2 separate regions of the Homo sapiens genome follow, and region 1 is linked to region 2. A link is an interaction called in ENCODE POLR2A ChIA-PET data of the cell type or tissue named here. Cell type or tissue: Panc1. All regions are shown on one strand.

Evidence for each region. ChIA-PET counts read pairs that join two places held together with the same protein. Peaks named below come from ENCODE experiments on the same cell type or tissue, not always from the same donor. Only the 100,000 strongest peaks of a DNase experiment are listed, where the experiment ranks them.
Region 1: POLR2A ChIA-PET joins it to region 2 with 8 read pairs; 3 of 35 experiments call an interaction of 5 or more read pairs at or near these places.

The regions. Positions count from the first base shown.
Region 1 is chr13:45,142,223-45,147,222 of GRCh38, reverse strand. The region is part of intron 2 of GTF2F2 (general transcription factor IIF subunit 2); the gene reads right to left. Among named protein-coding and RNA genes, the nearest start is that of GTF2F2, 24 kb to the right of the region's middle. In Panc1, no CTCF peak of the experiment used is centred here; no DNase peak of the experiment used is centred here; H3K27ac peaks cover 2,425 bases.
Region 2 is chr13:45,258,448-45,263,447 of GRCh38, reverse strand. The region is part of intron 6 of GTF2F2 (general transcription factor IIF subunit 2); the gene reads right to left. Among named protein-coding and RNA genes, the nearest start is that of KCTD4, 60 kb to the right of the region's middle. In Panc1, no CTCF peak of the experiment used is centred here; no DNase peak of the experiment used is centred here.

The DNA of each region.
Region 1 (5,000 bases), 120 kb after region 2:
TAAAACTAAGAGAAGAGGAAATGACTGGAAGTGGGCAGCATAGGAAAAAAGATGAATTAAAGATCATGTTGACATTTTCAGTCTTGGTAACTAGATGCAATCAGGGAACACAGGAGGAGAGGACAATTTCATTTTCACACATATATAATTATAACAGCATCTTAATTGGAATGATAGATTGATGAGCTCTAGATGAGTTAATACTCTCTAGGAAAAAAAGCTAATCCTTGAAGACTTAAAACTTATTTTAAAAGAATGACATATTCCCTTGTCTTGGTGTGTGAATGTATGAAGTACACATAACCTTTTGTTATTCTACATTACAACTATAATATACCCTTTGTATGATGACCTGTGTGCAAAATTTTAAATGCTAATTATTGTACAATACAGTGCTATCTTCAGAAATTAATGAAGTAAACATCTGGCCATCCTTTCACTAAATTTCTCAGAATGCTGTGCATTTTCTCCTTTACTACTCTGAGTCTATTTCTCAATACCCCACAGCTACTTTTTTAGATTCCGGTCTCATTCCTGTTGCCTTTCTTAATTTGTATTAATCATGTCTTTCCTTTTTCTTACACTTTTAAAATACTTCTTGGATTTGGTACCAATGGGGCCTGGCTTTTCACTAACAGGCAATAAGCAACACCTTTTCCAGGTTAATAAAACAATATCATTATTCAACTGTTGGCTCTTGTTGGTTTTGTTTTGTTTTCTTTTTGTGACAGGGTCTTGACCTGTCACCCAGGCTAGAGTGCAGTGGCATGATGATGGCTTACTGCAGCCTTGACTTCCTGGGCTGAAGTGATCCTCCCACCTCAGCCTCTGGAGTGGCTGGGACCACAGGCGCTCATTACCTTATCTAGCTAACATTTATTTTTATTTTTGTAGAGACAGGGTCTCACTATGTTGCCCCAGCTGGTTTCGAACTCCTAGACTCAAGTGATCCTCCTGCCTTGGCCTCGCAAAGTGCTGAGATTACAGATATAAGCCACCGCACCAGGCCTTGTTTTAATTCCTATTCATACTTCCCCTAACTGAACAACTGAGCTCAAAAACCATTAGGTGAAGCCAAACAACATAGGTATCTTCTTCAGAGTGGGTTGGATAGGATGGTCATAGTCCAAATGGGGTGAAGAGGATGCCACTGGGGTGAAGCAGGCAAGCAGGGGCAAGGTATCAGAGCCCAGTCAGGTAAGGAGGGCATCGCTATAAAGGAGTGGCTCAGTAAGAAATGTGTCAGAGCCTGGCGGGTGAGAGCATCCACATATAGGAGGACAACCTGAAACAGGATGCTGGACCCTTAGTGGGGTAAGGAGGCATTCCTATGGAGGAGGGGAGAAACCTCAGAACAGGAATGAAAGCCTGAACAGGGTGAGGAGGGTGTCCCAGTGGAGGACAGCAAAAGTGGCAGCACACTGAGGGGAGCTACAGCCCAAGCAGGGTGAATAGGGTATTTGCACATGGAGTTGGGAACGGACTGAACAAGTAAGAACAGAGGCCCAAACAAATAAGTAACTATATTAAGGACAACAGGAACCAGGTTTCTCACTTTTGGAAAAGAAGCACAAGTAAGAAAAGGAAGAAAACTGGAACAAAGTATGTGGTATTTTATTGGAACTGGATATATTAGTGCAAACTCATTTCAATATATGTAAATATAGAAATACAGATGTAAAGAGGGATGTGTGTGGGGGAGGTATGTGTGTGTGTACATATGCTCCCTAGCTCTGTTCACTGAGAAGGCCTTGGAAGCAGCAAGAAGCATTTGGGGTATCCAGATCTTAGTTTCTAAATATCATTCTCCCCTAAAAGGAACCATGGCCAACCCCTTGGAGAAATGGCTAACTCCAGGGCTTAGGCAGAAATGTATAAGATGAGTCTAAAACATCTCTCTATGTCAAAAAAATAACAAGTGCTCAAAGAATGATGAAGACATGTCAAAAGGGCATAAATATTTTACTATTAATTTATCCTCATATATTAATCTTTCCATCACTCACCTATTACTTCCCTGGGATAAGTTCCTAGCAGTTGATGGAATGAAAGAAACAAAGAGAAATTTACAGAATTGCTGGATGAAAGGCATGAATTTTTTTTATTAATTTTTATAGCTTTCTCATTATCCCAGTCCCACTCTACTGGATGAGCTCATTTGTCTATCTCTCTAGATAATGGCATCATCGAGAACTGAATAAAATGCTTGAGCTGTGAGCTAACTGGCAGAGAAAACAGTGGGATTGTTATTCTATGTTGTTTTGAGCAGGAATATGTGTGCATGTTGTGTAAGTTATATACACACACATATATGTTGCCAGACTGCCTTTCAGAAAGTTTGTAACAAATTGAACTCCCGTCATCATATTATCAGTATAACACTGTTCTAAACTCAGTCAATTTTATAACAGAAAAATTGTGTCTCATTAATTTTTTGTTTCCATACTTTTTATTATTAGCGGGTCCCCACATGACCCAGAATGTTAAACATGTTTAGAAATAAAGCTAGAAATAAGCACTTTGGGAGGCCGAGGCGGGTGGATCACGAGGTCAGGAGATCGAGACCAACCTGGCTAACACAGTGAAACCCCGTCTCTACTAAAAATACAAAAAATTAGCCAGTCGTGGTGGCGGGCGCCTGTAGTCCCAGCTACTCGGGAGGCTGAGGCAGGAGAATGGCGTGAACCCAAGCCGAGATCGCGCCACTGCACTCCAGCCTGGGTGACTGAGTGAGACTCTGTCTCAAAAAAAAAAAAAAAAAAAAAGACCAAAAAAAGAAATAAAGCTAGAAATAAAAATCTCGGGGAGAAGCCATATTATTAGTACAGGCTACATGATTATCAATAAGATATAACATATATCAAACATTTGGACAACTGAAGTATTCTGAGGCAGGATGGTGATGTACAAAGAAGGTTGCCTTTAAAATTAAACAAGCTAAAGCAAAACTATAAACTAATTTTTTTTTTGAGACTGAGTTTTGCGCTTGTTGACCAAGCTGGAGTGCAATGGTGAGGTCTCCGCTCACTGAAACCTCTGCTTCCCCGGGTTCAAGCGATTCTCCTGCCTCAGCCTCCCGAGGAGCTGGGATTATAGCCACACACCAACACATCTGGCTAATTTTTGTATTTTTAGTAGAGACGGGGTTTCACCACGTTGGCCAGGCTGGTCTCGAACTCCTGACCTCAGGTGATCCACCTGCCTCAGCCTCCCAAAGTGTTAGGATTACAGGTGTGAGCCACCATGCCCAGACCAGCAAAACTATAAACTAATTAAAATGTGGCACACATCAGATGTCCAAAGATACAAAAATAATCCAGGTACATTGGTTTAGAAATATCATATAAATTGCTTGATAAAAATGGTCCAAATGTTACCAACTGTCAGAACAAGCTGTTACTCTCATCTTATTCACAACTGGACTCTCCTTTTTTCGAGTATTAAGACAGAACCAAATTCAGGAAGAGCTGCATTCCAGGCTGCACGTCTTTTCCCTCCTCTCTGCCTCTCCCAATCTCTCCACCCACAGCCCTGTCTTCTGGAATAAGCAGCCACGCCATACAGATCTCCTAGTTTCTGGCCTGCGACACACAGCAAGCTGCTGCTGAGCTTCGGAAGATGTGGTAGGGAGGGAAGGTCCTCCCACACCACATTAGACACAATGCAGTATCTACTATCTGGCCTGTGTAGTATGCGTGGTTACAACAGCAGGAGAACTCTTATTAACTACGTATTTTACATGCATTTGAACCTATGAGGTATTAATATCATCTCCTCAGATGAGGAAACAGAGTAAACAATTTACGCAAAGTCACATAGCTAGTAAGTGATAGGGTAAGGACTAAACCTCAGGCTAATTCCCAGGTCCATACTCATAACCAGTATGCCACACTGCCTTTCTAAAATCTTAGTTGTTTTCATTTTGTACCCAAATACACATTTTTTTAAACCACAGGTAACCTATAACCTATAACCTATAAACCTACATACTTAGAGGTTAATCTGCCTCTAGGAATCAGTAGTTGATTCTACATCTGTGAGTACAGTTTACCTGGTCTGCCCTACATCTTCTCTTAACAGCCCTAGACTTTCAAATGTTCCTTATAAGACATTAATTTTTTTTTCCAGCTTTCTGATTATCCTAGTCTCACTCCACTGAATGATCTTATTCATCCATGTCTCTCTTTAAGTGCAGCACTAAGAACTGAACATAATGTTTTCACTGTGAGCTGACTGGCAAAGTAAGGAGGAGGATTATCATTCCACTTCATTCTAAACAACAGACATCTATCAATGGAGCCTTTTGTTTATCGGCTCATAAATTTGATGACTCATATTAAGCTCAAAATCAACTAAAATCCTGATAACCTAGTCACATGCACTGTAAGACATTCCCCACCCATCCTACACTTGTTTAACAGTGAATTTAGTTAATTCAGTAACAGCAATGAAAACTAAGTAAATTAGTAAAGTAAACAAGACAGCCTGGAGAATACAGCCAGGAGACCAACTAGGCAACAAGCTGTTTTCAAGCATTTTCATAGCAGTCTTAGGGTACTAATTACTATAAGTCTGTTCTCATCACTAAAAGTATCTAGATCTTCTACAAGACTGATTATGTGTTACGTTAGGTAGAAAATCTGCTAGACCTGTTGCCTACATATAAAACATGCAAACACACACAATTTGCTCCTTATTTGTCTCTGATATTGGCATAGGTAAAAACCACTAGATTCCCTTTTAAGAAATTCTGAGGGCCAGACGTGGTGGCTCACGCCTGTAATCCTAGCACTTTGGGAGGCCAAGGCAGGCAGATCACTTGAGGTCAGGAGTTCAAGACCAGCCTGGCCAACATGGTGAAACCCTGTCTCTACTAAAAATAAAAAAAATTAGCTGGGCATGGTGGCAGGCGCCTATAATCCCAGCTACTCAGGAGGCTGAGGCACGAGAATTGCTTGAACTCAGGAGGCGGAGGTTGCAGTGAGCCGAGATCACGCCAC
Region 2 (5,000 bases):
GACCATCCTGGCTAACATGGTGAAACCCTGTCTCTACTAAAAATACAAAAAATTAGCCGGGCATGGTGGCGGGCGCCTGAAGTCTCAGCTACTCGGGAGGCTGAGGCAGGAGAATGGTGTGAACCTTGGGAGGCGGAGCTTGCAGTGAGCCGAGATCGCGCCACTGCACTCTAGCCTGGGTGACAGAGTGAGACTCCGTCTCAAAAAAAAAAAAAATTTAGTCTGAAAACCCAGACATACAAAATAACGATAGCAAGAACAAAACAGAAACATTCCTCACTAGAGAAATTTAAGTACTTTAAATTTAATCCTACATTTATTTAAATTTATTTAAAAATAAAAACAGAACATCTCTTTAATGTCCTCAGGGACTGTTTAACTACGGGATAATTTATAGAAGATTGTTTTAAAACAAAATTTATGGCCACACATGGTGGCTCACACCTGTAATCCTAGTGCTCTGGGAGGCCAAGGGGGGAGGATCACTTGAGACCAAGAGTTTGAGACCAGTCTGGGCAATAAAGTGAGACCCATCTCTACAAAATTAGCCATGAACGAGCCTGTAGTCCCAGCCACTCAGGAGGCTAAGGCAGGAGGATTACTTGAGCCCAAGAAGTTGAGGCTGCAGTGAGCTATGATCATGCCACTCATGCACTCCAGCCTAGGCAACAGAGTGAGATTCTGTCTCTAAGACAATAAATAAATAAATAAATAACAAAATAAAGATTAGGCCGGGCGCAGTGGCTCACACCTGTTATCTCAGCACTTTGGGAGGCTGGGGTGGGCGGATCGCTTGAGCTTAGGAGTTCGAGACCAGCCTGGGGAACATGGCAAAACCCAGCCTCTACAAAAATTAGCTGGGTGTGGTGGCACTCACCTGTAGTCCAAGCTCCTTGGGAGGCTGAGGTGGGAGGATCACTTGAGCCCAGGAGGCAGGGGCTGCAGTGAGCTGAGAATGCACCAATGCACTCCAACCTGGGCAACGGAGTGAGACACCGTCTCAAAAATAAATTAAAGATTTAACTAATACTGTACTACAAAAATATTATTGTTTTAATTAGTTAACTAATTTTAGAGATGGGATCTCACTCTGTCGCCCAGACTAGAGTGCAGTGGTGTGATCATAGCTCATCGCAGTCTCAACCTCCTGGGATCAAATTATTCTCCTGCCTCAGCCTCCCAAGTAGCTGGAACTACAGGGGCATGACACCATACCCAGTCAATTTTTAAAATTTTTTTGAAGAGATAGGGTCTGGCTATACTGCCGAGGTTGGTCTCAAACTCCTGGCTTCAAGTGATCTTCTAACCTTGACATCCTAAAGTGCTGGAATTACAGGCATGAGCCACTGCACCCAGCCAGTTAAATTTTTTTTTTTGATAATGTCTAAGACAGGCTCATAATCCAAATTCTGCTCTGTGGTATCAGATAAGTAGTTCCAGTGTATGTGTAATTATCGAAGGGGATTTAAATAATTTCCATGGCCATTAAGTTATTAATAACTTATAGTTAGGACAAAACCAAGGTCACTGAGGTAATTTTTTAAAACTAAACAGTGCAGAAATGGTAATCTTAATACTATATTCACAACTTGACACTACAAATAAAATTAACTGTACAAATAAACTACCAATGATATGAACTATTCTATTTAGGAGAAGATTACAGTTTTGAGATAATGTTATTTCTTCTCTTTTTAGCTCCTTGCCTTTTGGGCATTTTGTTTCTCAGTGGAGCTCAGGCACTGTAAGGAAATGATATTAAAGCAGTCAGATATCTAACTTGTTGGCAGCCACTACAACTCTTAGTAAGACTGGAGTAGAAACAGCTTTTATATTGTGTGAATTTTAATTACCAATCTTCTATCCAATGATCACAGATCACTGCGCAACTGACTATATAGAAATAAATGTCAATTCAGAAAGTACTTTAGTCTTCAGTTACAAATTTTTACCAAAAAATCCATCATATACAATTAATTTTCACAACAGAACACAAATTATTCTTTTTTTTTTTTTTTTTTTGAGATGGAGTCTTGCTCTGTCCCCCAGGCTGGAGTACAGTGATGCTATCTCAGCTCACTGCAACCTCAGCCTCCCGGGTTCAAGTGATTCTCCTGCCTCAGCCTCCCGAGTAGCTGGGACTACAGGCGCGTGCCACCACACCCAGCTAATTTTTTGTATTTTCAGTAAAGAAAGGGTTTCACCGTGTTAGCCAGGATGGTCTTGATCTCCTGATCTCATGATCCGCCCACTGCGGCTTCCCAAAGTGCTGGGATTACTGGCTTGAGCCACTGCACCCGGCCCCCAAACCTTTTCTTTTTTGAGATGGGGTCTCACTCTGTTGCTTAGGCTGGAGTGCAGTGGCGCAATCTCACCTCACTGCAGCCTCCGTCTCCCGTGTTCAAGTGATTCTCCTGCCTCAGCCTCTTGAATAGCTGAGATTACAGGCGTGTGCAACCATGCCTGGCTAATTTTTGTATTTTTATTAGAGACAGGGTTTCACCACGTTGGCCAGGCTGGTCTCGAACTCCAGGAACTACAGGGGCATGCCACCATACCCAGCCAATTTTTAAAATTTTTTTGAAGAGGTAGGTCTGGCTATACTGCCCAGGCTGGTCTCAAACTCAAGGCTGGTCTCAAACTCAAGTGATCCACCCGCCTCAGCCTCCGAAAGTGCTGGGATTACAGGTGTGAACCACCACGCCCAGCCTATTCTTGACTAAAATGCAACCAAATGTTGACAATCCTTTGTGGATTTGGTATATATATGTTCAACCATCATTACTGAAGCTGTAATCACTGACTAAAATTATAAATGCCACCCACTACCAATTAAAATTTATAATACAGACATCTATAAACTTCTAGATTATTGTTTGCAGAAATACTGTGTTTTGTCAAGGCAGTCTTTGTAAAGCCTTTTAACTTTTGAAGTGAGCATGACAGCTTTGAATATCATGGTTCTGCATGTTAAATCCTTATGAGATATTATTCCCCCTCCCCTCAACTAATGCTTCTATTTCTGCCTAGTGTGTCATTATCTCTTGGGAGGAAATTATTTCTTTAGAATTGGTCAGTCCTTTGTGTGCAAATTCAAATGGACAAAGCATGTAGTATACTTATACTATGTATTATAACAGGCAAATATTACTGAAAAGCCCTCATGATATAGTCCTACAAACATCCTTTTTATTTAGGAAAATTCAAATTTATGCATAGAACTTTAAAAGATCAACCACTCAAACCCCAAATCTTAGTTCTGCAGACTAACACAGTCGGCTGCCACACTGAAGGGAACAGAGCATATATGCATAAAAATGAATTTCCTTTCTAGTTCCTGGGGGTTTACCTCAACAACCAGTTTACTAAGTAAGCTTTTCTTTTTTTTCTCTTACCCATCTGAGCACAGTTAAGGTTTTCGAGTTCTTTCTGGCCAAGAGCTTTTACCAGAAATAAGAAAAAAAAAAATGAGAGAGAGAAAACTTATTTTTTCAAACTGTGGGGCAGAAATTCTAACAAAGAAAAGAAATATTAATTCTTTTTAAAAGTTCTAGGTTTGGCCAGGCGCAGTGGCTCACGCCTATAATCCCAACACTTTGGGAGGCCGAGATGGGTGGATCACATTGGCCAGGTGTGGTGGCGGGCGCCTGTAGTCCCAGCTACTTGGGAGGCTGAGGCAGGAGAATGGCATGAATCCGGGAGGCGGAGCTTGCAGTGAGCCGAGATTGTGCCACTGCACTCCAGCCTGGGCAACAGGGCGAGACTCTGTCTCACAAAAAAAAAAAAAAAAAAAAAAAAAAGTTCTAGGTTTGCGAGAAAGAGGTTTCCTTCTAAGTACCATTACTGAACACCCCACCCTCAACAGGAGATGGCAGAACTATAAAAAGTTCTCATCTCTTTGGTTCAGTGGCTGCATACTAGAATTACCCAAGAAGCTTAAAAACTTAAGATGGCTGGCCTCCCCATTAGATTAACCAAATCAGTTTCTGAGGGTATTTTTCTGTTTTGTTTTGTTTTTTTTGAGATGGAGTTTCGCTCTTGTTGCCCAGACTGGAGTGCAGTGGCATGACCTTGGCTCACTGCAACCTCCGCCTCCCGGGTTCAAGCAATTCTCCTGCCTCAGCCTCCCAAGTAGCTGGGATTACAGGCATGTGCCACAATACCCAGCTAATTTTGTACTTTTAGTAGAGACGGGGTTTTACCAGGTTGGTCAGGCTGGTCTCGAACTTCTGACCTCAGGTAATCCACCTGCCTTGGCCTCCCAAAGTGCTGGGATTACAGGTGTGAGCCACCGCACCCGGCCTATTTTTCTTCTTTAAAAGCTTCCCAGGTGATTCTAGTATACAGCAACACCGAAAACAAATGTCTAGACAACAGAGGACATGATTCCTTATGAGAAGAAAAGGAATTCCTTATGAGAAAGTTTATAAGAGGCCATGAAATACATAAAAGAATGCTATGAAATTTACATAGGCTAGATACGATGTTCACAAAGTCAACCAGAACACACAGAGTCGCCCTTACTTGGATTCAAAGTTGGAGGGAGTTGCAAAGAACCTTACGCATCAGCTGACTCTATAACTTTGATTATACACCTTTGTGAGCAAAAAATTAAAAGCATGAGCTATGCATATATCTTTATAAACTGGACAAACGTACTACTGTATTTATAAATAGATATAAGCATACACAAGATAAAAAATTTTAAAGGGATGAAAGAGTATAATTTTAAGAGTAAGTTTTGTCAAAACTACAAAATACGTTTTCGTTTTGCTCTCAAAATACAGTGATTTGCATTCATGTTCTGTATGCTTAGTTTTTAAATACATTGAACACCGTGATAGCTTTGTATCAGCAATAGCTAAGCTAATATAACAAGGTACAACACTCACAAAGGTCAAGGGCCACTTTGCCAGTTATTTTGCAACAAGTCTTCAACTCTAGCCTTGGTGGTAAGGGTGGGGTGGCAAGAGGTCTGCAGGCTACATTTCCAAGATTCC